Linked DNA regions of Homo sapiens: region 2 is linked to region 1. The links are chromatin loops, found by intact Hi-C in ENCODE. Cell type or tissue: PC-3. All regions are shown on one strand. Region 1 holds the start of LOC124904268 (a long non-coding RNA gene). Region 2 overlaps OSBPL1A (oxysterol binding protein like 1A).

The links. A loop is a pair of places that touch in the nucleus more often than their neighbours do. Peaks named below come from ENCODE experiments on the same cell type or tissue, not always from the same donor. Only the 100,000 strongest peaks of a DNase experiment are listed, where the experiment ranks them.
Region 2: a loop joins it to region 1, with 3 times the contacts of the local background. A loop is called at or near these places in 1 of 110 quality-filtered maps.

What each region holds. Positions count from the first base shown.
Region 1 is chr18:24,355,211-24,363,210 of GRCh38, reverse strand. The region is part of intron 4 of OSBPL1A (oxysterol binding protein like 1A); the gene reads left to right. LOC124904267 (a long non-coding RNA gene) reads right to left here. Exons shown (of 3, transcript XR_007066312.1): 3 at 3,181-3,219. It overlaps LOC124904268 (a long non-coding RNA gene), which reads right to left and starts at 3,135. Exons shown (of 3, transcript XR_007066314.1): 1 at 3,100-3,135; 2 at 2,288-2,362. In PC-3, a CTCF peak has its summit at 3,315 (motif pointing left); DNase peaks (open chromatin) are centred at 250 and 3,280; H3K4me3 peaks cover 380 bases.
Region 2 is chr18:24,228,295-24,236,294 of GRCh38, reverse strand. All of the region lies in intron 16 of OSBPL1A (oxysterol binding protein like 1A), which reads left to right. Among named protein-coding and RNA genes, the nearest start is that of MIR320C2, 89 kb to the left of the region's middle. RefSeq lists an enhancer at 2,057-2,666. In PC-3, no CTCF peak of the experiment used is centred here; DNase peaks (open chromatin) are centred at 4,064, 5,374, 7,444 and 7,834; H3K4me3 peaks cover 753 bases; H3K27ac peaks cover 4,191 bases.

The DNA.
Region 1 (8,000 bases):
GGTAACACATTTCTTTCTGTTGTTTTAAGCCACCGAGTTTGTGGTCATTTGTTATAGCAGCGGTAGAAAGCTAGACACTCTAATAGAAAAAGCAGCCTCATGCTAGCAAGCATGTAGGTGTTCTCATTTGTTTTCTGCTGTATTTGCTACTTTTACTGGGTTTTTGCCTTTTGTTTTAAATCAAGTCATTTCCCTCTGGCAGCAAAACTGCTGGGTTTCACTGCCAGGCCTGCCCTGGTCAGACTTGTTTGGGGAGGTGGGGAGGACTAATAGCCTGTGGCTAGAAAGCTAAAGACTCCCAGTGTTCTTCCTCCAAGTTCCTGCCATTCCTCTGGAGTAACTGCCTCTCAGTTTGTTTCTTTAATGGATATCCAGCACCACAAAATGGTTAGTTTTGACAATTTTGTCCAGCTTTATGCTCATTTTTTCAGGATAACAGTTGTCTTATCCTTTCATAGCTAAAAGTTGCTTTACCCCATATTAATGTTTTTTTGATTATTTAAATGATATGCAAAATTAACTATGACATAGAGTGTATTTCTTGTATATTCTAGTTGTTGACCATAGTCCAACATGATACCTAAAGGTTATTTCGTAAGCACGTGATTGGAAGCTTTATGTGAATTTATCATGAGTTAAAGAACAAATTTATTATTATATTGTTTCACACTTTTCATTATTCTAATGACTAGATTTAACTAACTTTTAATACGTTACCATGAGTCAATTCTGTATGTGCTAAGCATGTTTGAATTAGTACATTTTATACCACTCTTGTCTATTTGTTCATAAATTGATACTTGTGAACCAGATATGGAGTCTTAACTCAAGCTGAGAAAAAAGAACCTTTTATAATAAACAATAAAGGTTGTGGTTAATTTCTATGCTTGACTTTGTGGGGTTTCAAATATGAGCTGCAGATGGCTCGATTTGCCTGACTACGTGAACTACTTGCTGTTTTTTTTTATGGTCTTGCTCATTCTTTTCTATATACCTAAGAAAATTCTATTGTCATCTATTTCTACATGGCCCAGATCTACCCATTCAAAGTGCTACTCAAATGTAATATCCATAAATTCTTTCCTAACATCTTGCAGCTGGAAGGAAACTATACTCTTCCAGGATTCCTGGGCACAGTACAGCACTTTCATTCGTCTTCTACCTTGTATTAGTGTTATTTTTGTCTATGTCTTTTTTTTTTTTTTTTTTTTTTTGAGATGGAGTCTCCCATTGTCACCCAGGCTGGAGTGCAGTGGCACGATCTCACTTCACTGCAATCTCCGCCTCTCGGGTTCAAGTGATTCTCCTGCCTCAGCCTCCTGAGTAGCTGGAATTACAGGCATGTGCCACCATAGTGTGTATTTTTAGTAGAGACAGGGTTTCACCATGTTGGTTGGCCAGGCTGGTCTCAAACTCCTGACCTCAAGTGCTCTCAATCCCAAAGTGCTGGGGTTATAGGAGGGAGCCACTGCACCCAGTCTGTAGTCTGTGTCTTAACTCTGCTACTAAGTTGCATTAATCTTGCTAGCAAGGAATTATCATGTCTTGTTTTTTGTGTCCCCATGAGCACAAGGTAAGTTTTACCTCCCATCTCTGTAATCACCTAGATCAAATAAGTTCATTTATCTATGTTCAGCTCTTTACATATTTGGCCATTTCTGCTATTTTCTTGAACTTTGAACGTGAGACCATGCTAAATTGAGCCTTAGTTTGACATGAGCATCAGCATATATACAGTAAGTCCTCACTTAATGTCAATGATAGATTTTTGGAAACTAACTTTTGGATAAACGATGTATAAGGAAACCAACTTCACCATAGGCCAATGCATATAAACAAGAGTTAAGTTCCTACAGAATAATTATAGTCACAAAAAAACATCACTGCCAGGCATAGTGGCACATGTCTGTAATGCCAGCACTTTGGGGCGCTGAGGCAGGTGGACTGCTTGAGCCCAGGAGTTCAAGACCAGCTTGGGCAACATAGGGAGACCTCACTTCTACAAAATCAAAAATTAGCCAGATGTGGTAGCATGCATCTGTAGTCCCAGCTACTCGGGAGGCTGAAATGGGAGGATCACTTGAGCCCAGGAAGTTGAGGCTGCAGTGAGCCGCAGTTGTGCCACCACACTCCAGCCTGGGCAGCTGAGTGAGACTCTGTGCCAAAAAAGAAAAGAAAATTACCACACTTCTAAATGAAGAGCAAACACTTCTGATATTAAACATTGAAATAAATGTGAGCTATTCATACATTTAGAAACATTAGTAAAAACAAGATAATTATTTACCCATTTATTCCAGTTCAGGTGTGAGGGTGGCTGGAACCTATCCCGGCAGCTCAGGGAGCACAGGGGGATCCAGGCCTGGAGAGGATGCATCTTGTCACAGGGCCACTCACATACACACCCACACTCACACTGGGACAGTTCAGACATGCCTGTTCACTTGCTATGCACATCTTTAGGAGGTGAGAAGAAAACAGAGTACCTGAGATACCCACGCAGACACAAGGACATGTGAACTCCAACAGACATTGGCCCCCTCCAAGAATCGATTTTTTTTTCTTGTGAACATTGCAATGAAATGATGTTGAATGAAATGGTGTTGTTTGAAGATCTGCTGTATTTTGTTATCTGTTGTCTTAGAAAATAACATTTAGCTGAAGTTACATGATTGTGTTATGTAGGAAACATTAAAATTAAAAAATGTATGTGCTCAATATCTAAGCATGACTGAATTGTGCAAAGAGTTTGGTTTCTAATTCTCATGAAAAGAATCAAGTTATCTCATTCCTATGTGATCATTTACCATGAAGATAATTTTAAAATATCTTATGATCCTGTGATTCAGTAAGTAGAATGTTGAGTTGAAAAGGGATTTGGCTTATTATAAAGCACTTTAAACTCTTATCCTCTGGAATATTTAAAAAATGCAGCTCCCCAGCTTGGCACGGTGGCTCATGCCTGTAATCCCAGCACTATGGGAGGCCAAGGCGGGTGGATCACCTGAGGTCAGGACTTCAAGACCAGCCTGGCCAACATGGTGAAACCCTGTCTCTACTAAAAATACAAAAAAATTAGCTGGGCCTGGTGTCGGGTACCTGTAATCCCAGCTACTTCAGGAGGCTGAGGCAGGAGAATCACTTGAACCTGGGAGGCGGAGGTTGCAGTGAGCCGAGATCGCGCCATCGCACTCCAGCCTGGGTGACCACAGCGAAACTCTGTCTCAAACAAAAACAGAACAAACAAAAAAATCATGCAGTTCCCCAGCTCTTGAGGCACCTTTGGGCTTTTCTTGGTACATTAGTGCCCCCTAGTGTTCTTTGGTAAAAATCAGAATACCAGAATTTTAAAATACTGTGTTTAGTATTTGTTCCTTACTTTACTTTCAGATGCAGTTATAAAGTTTTTATGCCTTTTATAATCAATTTAAAATAGGAATATGGTATGTATAATGAATATTTGGATTGTTGCACTGACCTTTTAGCAGAATTGAGAATACTTTTATTTTTTTTTAATTTTTATTTATTTATTTAGATACAGGATCTCACTCTTTCACCCATGCTGGAGTGCAGTGGGGCCCTCATAGCTCACTGCAGCCTTGAACGTCTGGGCACAACAGATCCTTCCACCTAGAACTATACGCGTGCGCCACTGTACCTGGCTAATTTTTAAAAATCTTTTGTAGAGACAGGGTTTCACCGTGTTGCCCAGGCTGGTCTTGAACCTTAAGCGGTCTTCCTACCCCAGCCTCCCAAAGTTCTCGGATCACAGGCATGAGCCACCACGCCCAGCTGAGAATGCTTGTAAAACACATGCTTCCAGAGCCGGGTGTAGTGGCTCACACCTATAATCCCAGCTACACAGGAGGCGAAGGCAGGAGGATCGCTTGAAGTCAGGAGTTAGAGGCCAACCTGGGCAACATAACAAGACCCCCTCTTCCCGCCCCCCACCATATCTCTCTCTTTCTCTCTCTGTCTCTGTCTCTTTCTCTATAGACAGGGTCTCGCTCTGTCGCCAAGGCTGGAGTACAGTGGTGCAATCTCAGCTCACTGCAACCTCCACATCCAGAGCTCAAGTGATCCTCCCACCCTAGCCTCCCCAGGAATTAGGACCACAGGCATGTGCCACTGTACCTGGCTAATTTTCTGTATTTTTTGTAGGGACAGGGTTTTGCCATGTTGCCCAGGCTGGTCTGAAACTCCTGGGCTCAAGTGATCTGCCTGCCTTAGCCTCCCAAAGTGCTGGGGTTATAGGCATGAGCCACCGTGCCCAGCCAAGACCCCATCTCTAAAAAACTCAAAGCTGGATGTATGGCATGTGCTTGTAGTCCCAGCTACTCTGGTGGCTGAGGCAGGAGGATCGCTTGAGCCCCAGGAGTTTGAGGCTACAGTGAGTGAGCTATGATGGCACCACCGCACTCCAGCTTGGATGACAGAGCAAGACCCTGTCTCTAAAATAGTAAATAAACAAATACAATAAATGCTTCCTATGTTCTGTGTCTCAGAAATTCTCTCTATCTCACCTAACATACAGAATATATGTATAATCCTGGGCTTTAGGATTTCCTAGGAGACCATTTCTCATGTTTATGTATTGAAGGCCTACTGTGTTTCAGGCGATGCCCAGACAACTTGACACGTATCGTTTCATTTGATGGAGAATGACTGCCTTGAAATATATACATATAATTTGTTCTAGATCTGTTCTCAGGGAAGCTGAGATGGAGATGAGTGGGCAGCAGGTTTATGGAGTGCTCGTGGCATCACACCTGTGCACGAGGGTGGGGAAGAAGTGGACAGGAGTGGACAAGTCAAGTAGTGCTGCCGGCTCAAGCGATGCCTCAGCCTTTCTGCTGTGTGCGAAGCTTTGCAGAGGAGATGATGCTTCAAAGTTGTCCCTGTTGGGGATGAGCAGCCAGGCCTTTATACACTGGGACAGTCAGTCATGGATACGTGGATACTCTGGAAACCCTCATCCCTGGAGGTCTGAGCCCCTGGATACCATGCCCTTCTTAGGCTGGAGTTGCTGCCCTTGTCCATTTACCATAAAAATTGGACAAGAGAATACCAGGACACACCTGAGTTTCTCATCGTATGCTAAACCTGTTCTTCCACGTACATCCCCAATGTGTACAGCCCTACTTTTTTCTGCTGATCAAGTTCAATTACTTCTGCTAAGATGGTGACTATTCTTGCCTGCTGGTCCTTGGATGCAAGGACCCCAATGTTCAGGCAGCCTTTGGTGCCTTCTAGCATACGAATCAGAGCATTATCTTTAGGTGTGGAATAAGCTGCCCCAAAACCTGTTGAAGCCAACCAGGCACTGTGCTCCCTTCTGTTATGGGAAGTGCAAGATGCAGTAATTTATTCTTCTGAGGAAGTGTCTTGTCATTGCCCAGACCAGTGAACTTCTAAAAATTTACTGACATGGAAAAGCTCCTGAATTCTTCCTAAGTTTTACCTCCCACCCACTGGATCAGATATGTCTTACCAAGGCTTTGAACATCCTAGCCTCGTGGAGAAGAAGCCTCTTCTCCTGGTTCTGTTAGCATGATGTTATGAAAGGAAATTAAATTTTGGGACCCCAAACTCATTTTGCCAAAGGGAAAAATCAAGCTGAGAACTGGGTCATGCAAACCTGCCTCCCCCTTTTGGTTCCTAAATAAGGTGGCTACAAGAGGAAAAGCTACATGCCTCCCCCATATTTTGCTCACAAGGAAATTCCTAGTGAGCAATGCAAAGTGATAGCTTATCTTTACAGGTGCAGTCACCCAGGCCCACCACACGCAAATGCATATCTAATTGTTCCCCTGCCCCATTTTGTCTGTGTTATGTAGAATGCAGATTCCCTACGTTTTTCTTCTGCCCCGTTTATGTCATCTTATGTAAAAACATGCAGATTCATGGAGCCAGACAAAGGCATGACTATCTTTTCCCACCCACCCCCTTACCTGAAAATTGTGTACTTCTCAATATCCTGCCCTTTCCCCTTTAAATTTGAAGCCCTCAAAAATCATCTTCAGAGAAAGATGTCTGTCTCCTGGGTGCGTGTCCTTAACTTTGGCAAATAAATCTAAAATGATTGAGACTTGTCTCATCATTTTTCTTGATTGACAATGTTATTGATAAAGTGGACCAGTGTGATTTGCTGCCAGATTCCCAGATGGCATGAGGCGGAAGCTGTACATGTATACTCTTGTCCATGTGAATCCAAACTGTCTTTGATTTTTTTTCCTAATAGGGATAGAAAAGGTACATTTGCCCTATCGGTTGCTGCTTACCATGTACCTGAGGTGGCAGAGTGGCTATAATTGGGGTCACTATTTGGTTGAGTTTCTGGAAGTTCAGTGTCATCCTCCACATTCCATCTGGGTTTTATAGTGGCAGATGAGTGAATTCAATGGAAATATGATAGGGACCATGGCCCCTGCATTCTCTTAGGTTTTTAAGGGTGGCACTGATTTCTGCCATCCCTTCCCATATGGGATATTGGTTTTGATATGTCTTGGCCATGGCTGGGGGTGAGTAGCCACTTCCATTTGGCTCCTATACAATAGACCAAGATGGCAATGTGAGGGTTGTACCAACAACTAAGTGTGTCTATTCCAATTTCATATTCAGGGACTAGGAGAATGACCACTAGGTGTATTTCTGGACCCAACCAGCACCCGCACCGTGAGCCAGACCTCAGCCAGGGCGCCATTTATCATCTCACTCCCATGCATGCCCCCTTTCTAACACAGGGGCCTCATGACATTTTGGATCTCTTGGTGTCAGTGCCAGTTTGGACCTTAGATCTAACAGCTTGTGAGATGTCTTGGTGATCCGCTTTCTCCACTGTATAGTTTCTTGAGTAAATGATCATTGGTCCCTTTGGGAATGGTCGGGGGAATTCACGACAGTTCATGTTTGCTTTGGTGTTGCAGAATCTTTCCCTGGAGGATCTGGCCTCTCCTTCAGTAAATAGTTCTATGTCCAAAGTTGACTCAGGTCCAGAAACTGGACAAGGTATCATAACTTTTTTTTTTTTCTTTTGAGATGGAGTCTTGCCCTGTTGCCTAGGCTGGAATGCAGTGGCGCGATCTCAGCTCACTGCAACCTCTGCCTCCCAGGTTCAAGGAATTCTCCTGGCTCAGCCTCCCAAGTAGCTGGGATTACAGGTGTGTGCCACCATGCCTGGCTAATTTTTCTTTTCTTTTTTTTTCTTTTCTTTTTTTTTTTTTTTGAGACAAGAGTCTAGCTCTGTTGCCCTAACTGGAGTGCAGTGGCATGATCTCAGCTCACTGCAACCTCTGTGTCCCGCGTTCAAGCAATTCTCCTGCCTCAGTCTCTTGAGTAGCTGGGATTACAGGCGCATGCCACCATGCCTGGCTAAGATTTGTATTTTTAGTAGAGTCAGGGTTTCACCATGTTGGCCAGGCTGGTCTTGAACTCCTGACCTCAGGTGATCTGCCTGCCTTGGCCTTCCAAAGTGCTGGGTTTACAAGCGTGAGCCACTGCGCTCAGCCGGTATCATGACTTTTAATGGGGTGACTCTCTTCTGCCTCTTACCTTTCACTGTTGATATCTTTTGATGGTGCAGATTGAGTTGTACTTGGATGGGTCCTAGGATCAGGGAAAAAGAAATGGTCCCCATTAAGAGATGTCAAGAGGCCAGAAGTGCCATGAAAGACAGGTTTTTTGTTGTTGCTGTTTTTTGTTTTTTGTTTTGAGATGGAGTCTCGACCTGTTGCCCGCGCTGGAGTGCAATGGTGCAATCTCAGCTCACTGCAACCTCCGCCTCCCGGGTTCAAATGATCTCCTGCCTCACCCTCCCAAGTAGCTGGGATTACAGGTGCCTGCCACCATGCCCAGCTATTTTTTGTATTTTTAGTAGAGACGGGGTTTCACCATGTTGGTCACGGTGGTCTAGAACTCCTGACCTCATGATCCTCCTGCCTCGGCCTCCCAAAGTGCTGGGGTTACAGGCGTGAGCCTTAATAAGTGGGCATGCTAGATTG
Region 2 (8,000 bases), 130 kb after region 1:
TCCTTGTGACTTCTCAAGGAGACTTTTGTTTAGTTATTGCTTCCTTCACCTACACTTTCAATATTGTATAACTAAATACTAACTTGAAATTCCTGTATTAGTCTGCTATTGCTACTGCAATAGATCACCACAAACTTAGTGGCTTAGTAGACAATGCAAATATATTCTGTTACAGTTGGTGGTCAGAAGTTCCAACATCAAGGTGTCCACAGGGCTGTGTTTCTTCTAAAGGCTCTAGAAGAGACTGTTGCCTTGCCTTTTCTAGCTTCTAGGGACCTGCCTGCATTCCCTGGCTCAAGGCCCCATCCTCCATCTGGAAGTCTCTCTCTGACTGCCCGTGACTCTGGCCTTGCTCCTTCCCTTTTATAAAGACCTATGGCATTACGTTGGACCTACTCAGATGATCCAGTATAATCTCCCCATCTCAATATACGTAACTTAATCATATCTGCAAAGTCCCTTTTATTAATGAAAGGTAACATATTCACAGGTTCCAGAGATAAGGACATGGACGTCTTGGGGAAGCCCTTGTGCTGACTGCCACAGTCCCCAAATTTATATCTCCAGCCTTGATCTCTTGCTAGAGACTTACATATTCAGCTGTCAGCTTTATGTATAAAAAACAAATGCTTGCTCTTCCTCCCAGATACTATTTCTCCTGGAATTGGCCTCATTTTTGTAAATGGCACCTCTTCATCTCCTAAAGCCAGAAACTAGGAGTGATTCGTGACATTTCCATGAGACATAGAATCGAGGCCTGGCCATTCTGCCTTCAAATCATATCTTGAATTCATCTGTGTTTTACTAATGGAGGGTAGCAGTTAAAAGTATAGGTACTCAAGCTGAAGGCTCTTGCTTAGTCAAAGCTCTACCATTCCCCTACTCTTGGGAAAGTTACTTCACTTTCCTCTGCCTCATTTCTTCATCTGCAAATGGGTCATAGGATCATTGCAAAGAATTAACTAATACATATTTGTAATGTACTTAAAACAGTGCCAGGCACACTAAGGGGCTAGCAGATATTAGCTCTCATTATGGTGACCCGCACTGCACCTACTTTCCTCTAGCCTCTTAACTGATCTTGGTGCTTCCAGCCTTGGCCTGCTGACGTTCATCCCGTACACACCATCCATGGTGATCCTTTGTTGACAATCACATCATCGCATTCCCTCACCTAGAATTTTTCAGTGGTTTCTCATTGCACTTAAAATGAAACTCAGATGCCTTCACGGACCTTCAAGGCTCTCGACATGATCCAGACCCTACTGCCTCTTCACACTCACTTTGTCCCCTTGTTCCCTCCACTTACTATACCAGTGCCTCCTCCAGGCCTCAGATGCAGTAGTGATGTCAGGCAGTTGGATGCACAGTTAGTAAAGAGCAATGAAAAGTATACAAACCTCCACTTCATTTGAAGCTTAATTTTAACAACTAAATCATGACGATAGATGAAATCAAGCCTATCCTGATATTGAGAAGGTATGAAAAAAAAAGATTTTTCAACTTACTCTTCTTAAAAGATTTAAAAAATATTTTCACTAAATGTTTAATCTTTTAAAAAGTTGTTAACTCGTGTTACTTTAAAATAAAGGGATAACTTCATTAGATCTAAAGTCCATGTGGTTTCCTGTTTCCCTTTATCATATCCCTTTAAGCTTTTTCAGATAAGCAAGATCAATGGAAATCTACTCATAAGGTGGGTGAAGCAAGCCTTGGTGCAGAGCCAGCAGTGTAAGAGAGGAATTTTTCCAGCCCCCTGGCGTCCCCCCTGGGATCGCTTGAGAAAATTATTTTTCCAGTAAGCTCAGTGACGAAACATTTCATAAAACTCCATAAAGCACACAGATTTTTTTCCCCACAAATTTGATTAAATTCCATTGTGTAAACTTATTTAAAAGGAGATAAATTTAATGAAGCCTCACATTTTGTCCTCATTGCGTGTGTGGGTGTGGGAGTGGGTGTGTTTAAGGAATGAAATGGTTATGTCAAGTGAAATTTCGGATATAGCTGTAAGGGAACACTTCCTGGGAAAAGGGCTAGACATTCATGCGCATTGAAACAAAAAGATATCATGAGAAACCACTGTGGATAAAGTATTCTTCAAATAAGCTTATAGAAATGCTTTATAGAAGAAGAAAGTGGTTCTTCATATATATTCATATATATTTCTACCCTATCAGTGTTGTTTTTTCTTTTTGCTACTTTGTCCACCAAGGCTCTCAAATACCTCTTCTCCTGGGTAGCCTTTCCTGACTCCTCCGGGCAGAATTAGTTTCTTTTTTTGTGTTTCCTTCAGTTTACATCTCTTTTATAGCCTCCTTGTGTTTTGTTTGTAAGATAATAGGACCCCGCAGAGGCTCACACCTGTAATTCCAGCACTTTGGGAGGCCAAGGCGAGTGGATCACTTGAGGCCAGGAGTTTTGAGACCAGCCTGGCCAACATTGTGAAACCCTGCCTCTACTAAAAATACAAAAGACTTTATCCGGGCATGGTGGCACATGCTTGTAATCCCAGCTACTTGGGAGGCTGAGGCAGGAGAATAGCTTGAACCTGGGAGGCGGAGGTTGCAGTGAGCCGAGATCGCGCCATTGCACTCCATCCTGGGCAACAGAGCGAGACTCTGTCTGAAAGAAAGAAAGAGAGAGAGAGAGAAAGAGAGAAAGAAAGAAAGAAAAATATAATAGGGACCATATCTGTTTACATCCCTGAAGTACGTAGCACAGAATCAGAGTTCTCTAAATGCTTGTCGAATGCAGGTTGTTGAAGAAATGTCATTGATGTTTCTGTCCTCCCTAAAAATATATTGTTATTCAATAATGAGCCTAAGATAATCAGGAATGCATGGTGATTTTATGCATCTATATTCACCACTTTGGATTCTGCAGGGGAGAGTAGGGATGGGTAGCAAAGGAGGAAGGAGGGATGAGATAGTATTGATATTAGAAAATGACATTTGTTCCCAAGGGGTTTACAGTAAAGTTGGAGATAGGATACTGCTACCAGGGAGGGGGCAGATGAAAATTAGTTAAAGGAGAGAAAACTAAAGGTACATGACTTTAGGAATCTCTCATAATCTTCTAAGGAGTTGTTTTTGAAACACTTATTACTGGTTAAATAACTAATTTCATGGTGGTTTTTCTTTAGTAACTAGTCTGAGAGCAGTTTCACGGAAAATTCCTGCTCTTTGAATATTGTAGGTTCAGAACGCATTACTTTTCTTACTGTGTGTTCATTTTCCTTTTGAGAAACATGTTGAGATCAGTTGCTCTAGAAAGGCTTTCTTGCTAAGCGTTCCCCTTAATGCTATTTTGGTTGAAATGTGCATGAATAATGCATAAAATCCGATAGCGTAGATGGGCAAAACCAATAGATAGTTATATCATGAAACTGAAACCAGTTTTAGCATTTCTCAGCAGATGTAAGAGTACATCTTTTAAATCTTGAACACTTGGAGGGCACCAGCCATATCATTCATCTTTCCAAACTGCTTCAGCAACTTGCACTTTACCTGATGTGTGGTAGGTACTTAGTAAATGTTGACTTATTACATCGAAGTCACATGAAAATACTTTGTTTTCTAACTATGGATTATTCTGCAACTGGCCTTTAGTTCTAGAATTGTTTTCTTTGTAGAGTTAATGCATAATGTGACCTTCCTAAAAATAATGTTGAGAAACAAGACAAATTGGGAAGCTCTGGATTTGGTAGCCCAAAATAGATCCACGTAAGATTTCCAGTAGCCCACACACTACGGTTTGTATAACTCCTCATGTTCCATTACATGTGCAGATGTTACAAATTGTAGAAAACAGTAGTAGATTTAGTTGCTTGGGGATGAGCCGGTACTTTTAAGAAACTCTGTCACAAGCAATACCCTACCATTTGGCTAATTTTGACCTTGGACATCATTCAGAGAGGATCTGTCTAGAATGTCTCCGACTCTTGTTGCTTGCTGCCAAGAATCTGTTTCAAGCTTTTGTCACTTCCTTAGTAAATTATTGCAGCAGTCTCTTGGCAGCCCCCTCTGGACTCATCCCGGTTTTCAGTTTATGATTCACTTTAAATATGTTAGGTTGTGTTTACTTTCTTTGTGTTCTTCATATTTACTGTGCTATTTCTGAGTTTATGCAGTTGTACCTCAAGGCTAAATAAAAATTTGGCACTGATATTTTAAGCTGTACCTTGGGTTGCTTTGGACATTTTCAGAACATGCCTGGTACGTGGGAAACCGTAAACAATAAAGGTATTAAATTAAGCATGTGTGCGTTTCCTGGCTGTTTTCTGTTACCTTCAGTAACAGGAGGAAGGGTGACTTGGACATTATCCACAGTTCTTCCCCATCTTGCTGCTTTGTGTACTATTTGTTCTCAGGCTGGTTTCCAAAGGTCAGGATAAAAAAGTGCTTATCAGGATAACTTACAAGAATTGTTGGCATGTTTATATTGTGAACTTTATGGCCTCTTCTTTCAGCCTTTTAATAGTAGGAAAAATTAACAAATCAACTCTTGGAAAGTTCTCTCACTCAATTACAAAAAGGAGCATAGCGGTCAGGATCTTAATTCTAGAGTAAAGTTAAAGTCACCATAAGCCGGCAATAGCCATTCATTGGCTTCCATGCTATTTTGATGAGAAAGGAGACTGTGTTCAATCTGAATGTGTTTAAAATAATTCTGAGTTCTAACATGGACAGAACTTTAAAGATCTTAAAGCAGGTGCAGTGGCTTACACCTGTAATCCTAGCACTTTGAGGCCAAAGTGGGTGGATCACTTGAGGTCCGGAGTTCAAGACCAGCCTGGCCAACATGGTGAAACCCCATCTCTACTAAAATACAAAAATGCTGGGCGTGGTGGTGGGCGCCTGTAATCCCAGCTACTAGGGAGGCTGAGGCAGGAGAGTTGCTTGAATCCAGGAGGCGGAGGTTGCAGTGAACTGAGATCACGCCACTGCACTCCAGACTGGGTGCCAGAGCAAGAGTCTGTTTCAAAACAAACAAACAAAAAGAACTTTAAAGATCTGGGCCATTGTCGACCCATAACATTAAAGCAAACTTTGTGAGATTTTACATTTTAATTCTATTAATACTGCTGTTTTAATTGAGGAACTAATCAGGTAAAGATTCTGTCCACCTTCAATGCTTCTGTAAACTAGAGCATTTTATCTTGTAAAATATATGTTTTTCAAGGTGTTATTCTGACACTTCTTAATGTTTTTGAGAGACAGGGTCTCGCTCTGTTGCCCAGTCTCAAACTCCTGGGCTTAAGTGATCCTCCACCTCAGCCTGCCGAGCAGCTGTGACTACAGGTGCACACCACTGCACGTGGCTTGATGGTTTCCCTATAAAATATAATCATCGACTGAGTCACCTGAATCCTTTTGGAACTAGATGGGAGTAAACACACCCACAAATAAGTGCTTATCAAGAGTATTCCATTTCCCGTCATTACTCAGGGCTGCACAGATTTTCCTAAGTGCTCATCAAAAGTTCAGTAAATAATGTAGGGCTATTTCATAAATCTTTTATGCTGTTTTTCAGGGGTCAGAAGTTTCCTAAAATTTTTGAGTGGTTTTGCCTGTTATAGAAACGTATATGTTTATTAAGGAGAAAATGGAGTGGGAAATAAAAAGAATAACGACAGGCTGCCATTGTCTGAAGTCTAGCTATGTATATTGTAAAAATACCTTCCTTCTGCTGCATTAAAAAAATATGGCTCTAGAAAAATCAACCAGTTTTCCTGGCAATGAGGTAAGAGTTAACCAGACCAGAATATAGTCCATGCATCCAACATGATAGCTAGCTCATTGGCTTTTAGGGACAGGTTTTTGTGTGTTTGCCTGGTTTTTGTTTGTTTGTTGTTGTTTTTATTGTAAAATATACATAACATAAACTTTCCAACGTGACCCTTTTTGAGTGTACAATGCAGTGGGATTAAGAACCTTTACTTTCCTATGCAACCATCACCACCATCTCTCTCCAGAACTTTTTTGTCATCCCAAACTGAAACTCCATCCCCATTAACTACCAACTCCCCATTCCTCCCTCCTCCCTCTCCTTGTTTGTCCTGAAAGCCTGAGTGTCGTGGCCTAACCCTACTGCAAGAGAGCACTGCAACCAGCACATGGGAGGCAGGATGCACCTCTTCCCTTCATGCTTTCTACTAAGGCATTAATATATTACCCACTAACATTTTGATGTTTATATGTGGGGGAACATTGAAGAACCCAGAATTTTATGATTGAATTATTGGTGGGGCGTGGTGGCCCATGCCTGTAATCCCAGCACTTTGGGAGGCCGAGGTGGGCGGATCACCTGAGGCCAGGAGTTCAAGACCAGCCTGGCCAACATGGTGAAACCTGTCACTACTAAAAATACAAAAATTAGCCGGGCATGGTGGCGCGCGCTTATAGTCCCAGGTACTTGGGAGGCTGGGGCACAAGAATCACTTGCGTGAGGGAGGCAGAGGTTGCAGTGAGCCGAGATCGTGCCACTGCACTCCAGCCTGGGTGACAGAGCGAGGCTTCGTCTCAAAAAAAAGCCAAAAAAAAAAAAAGATTGATTTATCACTTCATAGATACCAAGATGTAGCACTGATTTGTTTTACAGGGAGACTTGAAAATAACTTCTATGGATAGGCTTTGACTTTCATCAGCAACCTCCACAGTGGCTATGCCCTCTTTGGTATTGAGCTAAACATGTTTAAACTGAAATATCTATAGAACCATGAGTCTCCACATGAAACGATGCTGTACTAGCGATAGATTGGTGTGACCAAGGCTTTGAAGGTATAATCTCTCAAGAATGGTTCTCTGTTACTGACAGAGTAAGCCCAAACTATTTCACACAGTATACATTCCACATCTCTCTATTCATTGCACTAGAAATCACTGAGCTTTGGCTTTTAAGCAACTAGTTTTTATTTCACAGGCACTGTAAATCATGTAATTGATGTTTACTTCTTTGCCTTTGAAACTACAAAGCTCAGAGTTTATGATTCCTCTCTAGTGAGTATACAGAACCTCATGACATGTATCGGGAGACTACCTCATCCCTAGCTTCATTTTATATTTCTTCCCGCTACCTACCTTTTTCTTTTGAGACAGAGTCTCGCTGTCTCTCCCAGGCTGGAGTACAGTGGTTCAATCTTAGCTCACTGCAACCTCCACCTCCTGGGTTCAAGCAGTTCTTCCTGCCTCAGCCTTCCGAGTAACTGGGATTGCAGGGGAGTGCCACTATGCCGGGCTAATTTTTGTATTTTTGGTAGAGATAGGGTTTCATCATGTTGGCCAGTCTGGTCTTGAACTCCTGACCTCAAGTGATACACCCACCTCAGCCTCCCCAAGTGCTGGGATTACAGGTGTGAGCCACCGCGCCCAGCCTGTGTTTGCTTTTTATTTATCCTATGTAGTCAGCTTTAAGACTGACTCACAGTCTCATGTCTGCCCGTTCTGTGCCTTCCACTGCCATCTCACTGCACAGTGCATTCCTCGCTGTGTTGGCCATGGTGTTCTTATTGCTTGGGACAGCTCCTGTATTGTAACTGTCCTCATCCCCACTCTTACTCCTTGTCAGCGAACGCAGCTCAATCATCAGCCACAGTTCTTTCCTGATACAACATTCTCCACTCTGTAAAGTTGACTGATGCCTCCTTTGTAGCCCGCTGCCCCCATTCAGACTCCTGTGATCACCTAGAGAAATCTACTGAACTCGTTTGTTCACAAAACACTTCCCCGCTGCTGGGCCATGCGCAGGGACCAGATCTTATGCTTCCTTCACTTCACAGGCCTTGCAAGATATGAGGAAGGGAGGAATGAATTCAGCAGCATCAGATGTGGTGGATGAGTCAAAATAAGAATTGAAAAATGACCATTGTACTTTGCAATGTGGAAGTAATTAGCGACCTTTCTTAGAGCCCTTTAGGGGAAGGGTGGGGATAGCCTGACTATATTATAGCGAGAGGTTTGAGAGCAAAGTATAGAGGAGGAGTAAGGAGGGGGGTGAGG